Regions from separate parts of the Homo sapiens genome. Here region 1 is linked to region 2. Evidence: read pairs that join two places in POLR2A ChIA-PET (ENCODE). Cell type or tissue: OCI-LY7. All regions are shown on one strand. Region 1 has its middle 21 kb from the start of CALHM5. Region 2 overlaps DSE (dermatan sulfate epimerase).

What was found. ChIA-PET counts read pairs that join two places held together with the same protein. Peaks named below come from ENCODE experiments on the same cell type or tissue, not always from the same donor. Only the 100,000 strongest peaks of a DNase experiment are listed, where the experiment ranks them.
Region 1: POLR2A ChIA-PET joins it to region 2 with 5 read pairs; 3 of 35 experiments call an interaction of 5 or more read pairs at or near these places.

What each region holds. Positions count from the first base shown.
Region 1 is chr6:116,489,133-116,493,132 of GRCh38, forward strand. No RefSeq gene overlaps it. Among named protein-coding and RNA genes, the nearest start is that of CALHM5, 21 kb to the right of the region's middle. In OCI-LY7, no CTCF peak of the experiment used is centred here; no DNase peak of the experiment used is centred here.
Region 2 is chr6:116,403,405-116,407,404 of GRCh38, forward strand. All of the region lies in intron 2 of DSE (dermatan sulfate epimerase), which reads left to right. Among named protein-coding and RNA genes, the nearest start is that of DSE, 34 kb to the left of the region's middle. RefSeq lists an enhancer at 1,667-1,716 and a silencer at 2,680-2,889. In OCI-LY7, no CTCF peak of the experiment used is centred here; DNase peaks (open chromatin) are centred at 1,867, 2,427 and 2,777; H3K4me3 peaks cover 1,489 bases; H3K27ac peaks cover 2,557 bases.

The DNA.
Region 1 (4,000 bases), 86 kb after region 2:
CTTAATTTCTTTCTCTTGCCTGATTGCTCTTGCCAGAACTTCCAATACTATGTTGAATAGGAGTGGTGAGAGAGGGCATCCTTGTCTTGTGCCAGTTTTCAAAGGGAATGCTTCCAGCTTTTGCCCATTCAGTATGATATTGGCTATGGGTTTCTCATAAATAGCTCTTATTATTTTGAGATGTGTTCCATCAATACCCAGTTTATTGATTGTTTTTAGCATGAAGGGATGTTGAATTATATCGAAGGCCTTTTCTGCATCTATTGAGATAATCATGTGGTTTTTGTCACTAGTTCTATTTATGTAATGGATTACTTTATTGATTTGCATATGTTGAACCAGCCTTGTGAAGGAGAAATAAAATCCTTTCCAGAGAAGCAAATGCTGAGGGATTTTGTCACCACCAGGCCTGCCTTACAAGAGCTCCTGAAGGAAGCACTAAATATGGAAAGGAAAAACCGGTACCAGCCACTGGAAAAACACACCAAAATATAAAGACCAATGATACTATGAAGAAACCGCATCAACTAATGTGCAAAATAACTAGCTAGCATCATGGTGACAGGATCAAATTCACACATAACACATACATTTAATTGACCTTAAATGTAAATGGGCTAAATGCCCCAAGTAAAAGACACAGACAGGCAAATTGGATAAAGAGTCAAGACCCATCAGTGTGTTGTATTCAGGAGACCTATCTCATGTGTGAAGACATACATAGGATCAAAATAAAGGGATGGAAGGAGATTTACCAAGCAAATGGAAAGCAAAAAAAAAAGCAGGGGTTGCAATCCTAGTCTCTGATAAAACAGACTTTAAGCCAACAAAGATAGAAAAAGACAAAAAAGAGCAATACATAATGGTAAAGGGACCAATGCAACAACAAGAGCTAACTATCCTAAATATATATGCACCCAGTACAGGAACACCCAGATTCATAAAAGAAGTTCTTAGAGACCTACAAAGAGACTTAGACTCCCACACAATAATAATGGGAGACTTTAATACACCACTGTCAATATTAGACAGATCAAAAGGAAAATTAACAAGGATATCCAGGACTTGACCTCAGCTCTGGACCAAGCGGACCTAATAGACATCTACAGAACTCTCCACCCCAAATCAACAGAATATACATTCTTCTCAGGACCACATCACACTTATTCTAAAATTGACCACATAATTGGAAGTAAAACCCTCCTCAGCAAATGCAAAAGAACAGAAATCATAACAAACTGTCTCTCAGACCACAGTGCAATCAAATTAAAACTCAGGAATAAGAAACTCACTCAAAACCAGACAACTACATGGAAATTGAACAACCTGCTCCTCAATGACTACTGGGTAAATAACGAAATTAAGGCAGAAATAAATAAGTTATTTGAAACCAATGAGAACAAAGAGACAACATACCAGAATCTCTGGGATACAGCTAAAGCAGTGTCACGAGGGAAATTTATAGAACTAAATGCCCACATCAGAAAGCAGGAAAGATCTGAAATTGACACCCAAACATCACAATTAAAATAATTAGAGAAGCAAGAGCAAATAAATTCAAAAGATAGCAGAAGACAAGAAATAACTAAGATCAGAGAAGAACTGACAGAGACAGAGACATGAAAGACTCTTCAAAAAAATCAGTGAATCCAGGAGCTGGTTTTTGAAAAGATTAACAAAATAGATAGATCACTAGTTAAACTAATAAAAAAGAAAAGAGAGAAGAATCAAATAGACACAATAAAAAATGATAAGGGGGATATCACCACTGATCCCATAGAAATACAAACTATGATCAGAGAATACTATAAACACCTCTATTAGATCAATAAGAAAGAAAATTTACAAGGATATTCATGACTTGAACTCAGCTCTGGACCAAGTGGACCTAATAGACATCTACAGAACTCTCCAGCCCAAATCAACTGGAAAAAGATTTCAACAAATAAACTGGAAAATCTAGAAGAAATGGATAAATTCCTGGACATATACACCCTCCCAAGACTAAACAGGAAGAAGTTGAATTCCTGAATAGACCAATAACAAGTTTTGAAATTGAGGCAGTAATTAATAGCCTACCAACCAAAAAAAGTCCAGGACCAGATGGATTCACAGCCAAATTCTACCTGAGATGAAAAGAGGAGCCGGTACCATTCCTTCTGAAACTATTCCAAACAATAGAAAAAGAGAGAATCCTCCCTAACTTATTTTGTAAGGCCAGCATCATCCTGATACCAAAACCTGGCAGAGATGCAACAAAAAAGAAAATTCCAGGCCAATATCCCTGATAGACATCGATAGAAAAATCCTCAATAAAATACTGGCAAACTAAATCCAGCAACACATCAAAATGCTTATCCACCACAATCAAGTTGGCTTCATCCCTGGGACACAAATAAAGATTTAATTGGGAAAGACAGAGCCTGGGTTCAAGGGAGAACAAGAATTACCCCCAGAAGGTCTATTTCTTGACTTTTTTTTTTTTTGTGAAGGGGCTCCAACTTTTGATTTGTTTTGTTTAGCTCTTCCTTTCTAATGAAAATAAAATTTTGCTAATGATTATTGTGGCTGTGCCTTGTTTTCAATGTTAGGGTGACACTTGCTAACTGAATAAGAATTGACCATTTCCTTCTGAGATCACACACTGGTACATTATACCTGCTATATCCCTTCCTGTCTGTTGGTGGTTTGTCATAGACCCTACTGGTCAACCACTGGTTATGTCCAGCTAAAGTTCTGGAAGGTTTATTAGGATGAAGAAATGCAGACACTGGTCAGATTTTTCAAGGAATATGCAACTAAGTGGAGTAAATAAAATTTGGCTTTCTCTCTTAATAAGAAGCATACAGAGTCTTTTGTCACATGAAGTTTCCAGAGCTGGGAGGATGCATCCATCACAGACTCTTCCAGTGTTACTGAAGAGATATTAACTTCCAAAGCTGGTGAAGTAAACTGAAGTGTTACAACCACCCAGAGTCTACAGCCCAGTGGGAGACACTTAACAATGACACTTAGCATTTACTGTGTTAGTTAACATTTAGCAGATCTTTGTTAAAGTAGTAGCAGATTTTTCTTAAAGTAGTCTCTGGTTACAAAAGTTTTAATATCGTCCTCTTACTTCAAGCATTTGATTTTCCAAATTTCTCCTTTTGTCTCTCATAAACAGGGAGAAGAGGAAACTTTCCACTTATTCACCATCATTCATTCCAACTGCTAAACAGATCCAGGCTCCTAACAGCTAATAAATGAAACTGAGAGGTTTGAGAAGACAATAAGTAAGTCTGCAGGACGCTGAGGGAGGTATTTCTGATTCCTAGCAACTGCAAACAGTGAATAGATAACCAAAGGAGACCTCCTCAGTTAATAGCTTGGGCAATATCTGGTGTAGTCACTTAAGAGCATTGCGCTACGTCTCTGCCCCAAACATTTCCTCCCCTTTTGCTTTGCTGAGGTGACAAAAAAACCTCTGCTTTAATCAAGGTTTTGGGTTCAGAGTAAAGGCTTTTATAAAATAAAAATATAAAATAATATAAAATAAAAATATTATATAACCCTGTAGTTATGCTGTGTAGTTATGCTGTGTAACTTCCTCAAGCCCTTTATCAGAGAAACCCAGCTTTACACAATGGTGATGAAAACACACTTGGAGCCCAGGGGAGGATGTGTAATCTCTATTGTTTCTATGCGTCACCGCTCAGTTGGTGGAGAGAGACCATTTCATGGGTCTCTGACAGTCTTATTGCCCTGGTTTTCTTTGATTTTTTTCTTTTCTACCCATCTCCTCTCTTTCTCTCCATGGTACTGGATCCTCTCCATTCATTCTTTGTGTCAAAGGTCAAGGAGACAAAACAAAACTTTGACTGGGAATTCTAGACCAGTGCCGTCCATTAGAGTAGCCACTAGACACACATAGCTATCAAACATGTAAAATGTGACTAGTGTGACTGAATTTTAAATTCAGTTTAATTTTAATTAATTTAGATTTAAAAATTGAGGCTAT
Region 2 (4,000 bases):
TAATAAATTTTATTAAATTAATAAAATTTAATAATTTTAATTTAATAAAAAATATCAGCAATAAAGTTCTACTGTAACTTTTCCCCTAGAAGATTAAGGAAGCATAAAATATTGTGCTTCAAATTAGAAGTAGCTGAGAAAGAAAAGAGGGGGGAAAGACTGGAGACATTGACTGGACAAGGAATGTGACAGTTGCTAAAAGGCATCTAAAACGCACCATGAGTGGGCCACAGGTGGACACTGAGGGGTTTGGTTGGTTGGTTGGTTGGTTTTCGTAGCAAAGAAAGTAGGCTTAGTCAATATTGAAGTTTACAGTGACTATGGGATCAGTTACTCTGTAGAACTGACTACTCTCTTGGCCCAAGGATCAGAAGGAAGTTTCCCATAGGGCTTTTATGAAGAACCCTCGCAGCCTTCTCATCCTTGCAGTGTACGTATGATGAATTGCACAGTGTTATTTCTTTACACCAGACTGACCTGAGAGCGGGACCATGCCTGTTTTGCTCATATGTGTATCCCTCGATGGAGGATCTCCAAAGCAAAGTTTACTAAAACCTTGATCAGGGAGGGAGTGGGGGTGGTGAAAAGGATGGATATATGGGGTAGCCCAGGCTACTTTTTTCCTAATCTAGCTTAATCCTTTGGTAGAATTTTGCATGTGTAGAAAAATGAAATGACTGCCTGTCCACCAGGCAGCCTCCCTATACCTTATGAATCTTAGCCAAGCTCTTGGTAGATGGGTTGCTATGAGCTTAACATTACACTCCTCAGCAAATTCTTAGTGATTTTCCGGAGCTAAAAACAAACAAACAAAATGTACTCAAATAATTATTGGAAAACATTACAGATCCTGAATCACTTAAGAAAGGTGCAGTTAAGTTTACCATATTTCACTTAATAATATGGGAAGATGAATGCATTTAAAAGAGGTTTAGGATAGGATTGTAACTGAGATCACTTATTGTTCAAGCCCTGGTTGATAACATAGAATTATACAGCATCCATTTCCAAGCAGCAGGCTTTTCATGGCTCCTTGTCTTAATTTGTAAACCCTGAGGAACAGGTCTGGCCCAGTGGTCTTTGGATCTGTCCTTGCATCTTGGCTCTGCCATTGTGTTAGCCACATGTCCTTTGACAGGTTCCTTACACTCTGTAAACTTGGTTCTTCATCTGTAAAATATGGGTTATTCCTCCCACACAAGGTCATCCCAAGGATTGAATGAAGTAATGCATATAAAGCTCTTAGCATTATGTGCCTGGCACATAGTTTTACTAAAAAGTTTGTTATTATTACACAGGAATAGTTACGAATATATAACTTTATTCTCGCTAGGTTTCTTGGTACACAGTACTCCATTTTAGCTATGTTGTCACTCTGGAGTTGTGTTTTTGAAAAGTATTTGTTGTGACTCTTTAGTTCTCTCTTTATAGTATTTTTCCTTACTTATCATCAGACAGAAAATAAATCACAGAGGAAAGAAATTACTTCACTCTTGCATTGGAGCCAGTTAGCTACAGGAAATCAGGAGAACTGGTGAGGGAAACAAAGAAAGTTGAACTTTTGGACAGAGAAGTAATTGTGTTTTTTTTTTTTTTTTGCAACAGACTGAGTATTAAATTCTTGCCTGTGATTGCAAACTTCTGGATGGTGTCATCCGAGGGTGTATTTGCAAAAATAAAATATAATTATAAAATATAAAGAGAGAAAAAAGGTCTCTAGCATATTGAAATGAACCAGTTTCATTGCTGTACGTATGAAAATGAGGAGTGTGCCTGCCTTGCTCAGCATTGCCTGCTGGGCTTCAAATGCAGTTCTCTGCAGCTGTTTCTCGGGTTTTTCACTTCTCAAAATTGCAAGTTAAAACTGAAAATCAAAAGCCGGGAGAATGTAGCTGGGCCTCAAACATGTGGAGCCACAGCCCTGTGAGTAAAAAGATCAGGTTTTCTTCTCATGACCTTACAGTGAGGAAGGCTGGGCGGCTTAGCCCAGAATGCACCTGGAATCCATTAAAGTGGACTCGTGGAGACAAATGCTGGGCTGTCAGAAAACCCAGCCTCTAATTCCCCTGGCTTTTTCTCATTCATGTTTTTCCCTTTCTCTTACCCTTCCCCCTCACTCTTTCTGCCTCTCTTTTTCTCTGTTCTTTTCATTCTGTGACCTAAGGGAAGCTATTCCCTTTTATGCTGCTGCAGAGACTTAAAAATACTATAGAAGGGTAAAATAACTTATGAGGCTTTTTACAACGATCAAATTATTTAAAATTTACAGAAACACACAGCCATTGGGAATTCACTTCTTGAATGCCGTTTATTAAGCAGGTTGTTGCCATCAGTGTTACAAATGGATTCTTGGGCAGGAATCAAGGTCAGGTGCCCTGTGGTGGGAGGAAGCAGATGAAGAGGACCCGAGGGAGAGGCATAGGCAGGTGTACAGATTAGTTGAGCAGCCCAGTTACAGTGCCATTGGACAGTTGTGTGGTGCACAGTCACACCCTAAATAGGATGTTCTGCTCACCTAAATTGTTAGGACTCAACTAATTTAAACTCTTCCCCATCTATTTCAAATGCAGGTGAAGATAAAGTTACTCTAATAATGCTTCTTTCTAACAATAACTTTAAAAATGTTATGACAGTTATAAATCATACATGATTGAAAGGAAATCCGAAGTTAATTTTCTTTGTAAGATATGTTTATTGACTCTAAGATTCAGTATTGGTATGACCCTCAAGTCATCTCTGCGATGGGTGACTCACTTGCTCGCCTACCTCCCGCCCTTTCAGTGTCATTTGATACCTTTTTAAATGCAACATGGGCGGGCTTTCAGAGTTGTCAGAGGGAACTGTGCTCAAGGCCAGAGGAGTTCTCGTCCCTCTTTAATTGGGGTATAAATCAGTGCCCCTCACCCCATATGAACAAAGGCAACATGAATATATTAAGTTTCATGTAGTCTTTACAATCTGGGTCTTAAATTTTTCTAACATAAAAATCTGGCAAGCATGATGTTTGAATTTTGTGGATGTCTTGCCTCATTATCATAAGGGAAAATGTTAGTTGGCAAGTGCCGCATGTATGTCTGTATTCTCTTTCATTGATACTTCATAATCACTTTTTAAAAGTTGGCTTTATTTTTTGGATGAAATATTCACGCCTAACACCACTTAAGATGTAGGGTCTTGCTGACATTAAGTTCATGCTAATGATAACTTGAGAGTAATAATGACATGAGTATGTTCATGGAGTCCTTTATAAAGCTGGGTAGTTCCTTTTACCTTAGGTATCTTAAGAATGGCTTTTTTACTTCTTTGTCTCCTTCTGCCATGTCCATTAAGGGAACACATTTCAGTCATGCTTACCACAGTCTCTCTCATCCATCTTTCCTTTTCCTTTCCAGTGTCAACATGCGAGTTCTGGACAGCACAGGAGGAGATACCATAGTCGGGGGCCAGATCATTGCTTATCCCACATAAGCCTGTGGTTTAGAAAGCTTTCTGTTTAGGATGGCTTGGAAGGAATGACTCAGGAAAAAAGAAACGGTTAGAAGCTTATAATATTAGTGTAGGAGGGAAATGAAGACCACAGTTAAAACAGTGAGGGTGGGGAGAAGAAAGTATAAATTTAAGAGACATATAAGACTGAAAATCTACACAGAGATTGATCAGATATAGGACACTCTTTCTTAAAGTGTGAGTCTTTCACCATATTGGGTATCCTTAAAAAGACAGATTCCTGGGTTTCGCCCAGACTCACTGAATCATATCTTCTTGGAGTAGGCCACAGAACCTGCATTTTTAACAAGTCCTCTATATGATTCTTAGATGTACTAAAACTTAAATTGTAAGGGAGAGGGAGGCATAAATGATGGCCCTGGGTGACTGGTTGCATATTGATACTCAAATGAGATGGAGAATATGGGGAGGAGAGAGTGGTTTGTGGGAGAGAAAAGATGGTTCACTTTTTTACATGTCTTTTTGTGTCACTCTATTTCTTCTATCTACTTTA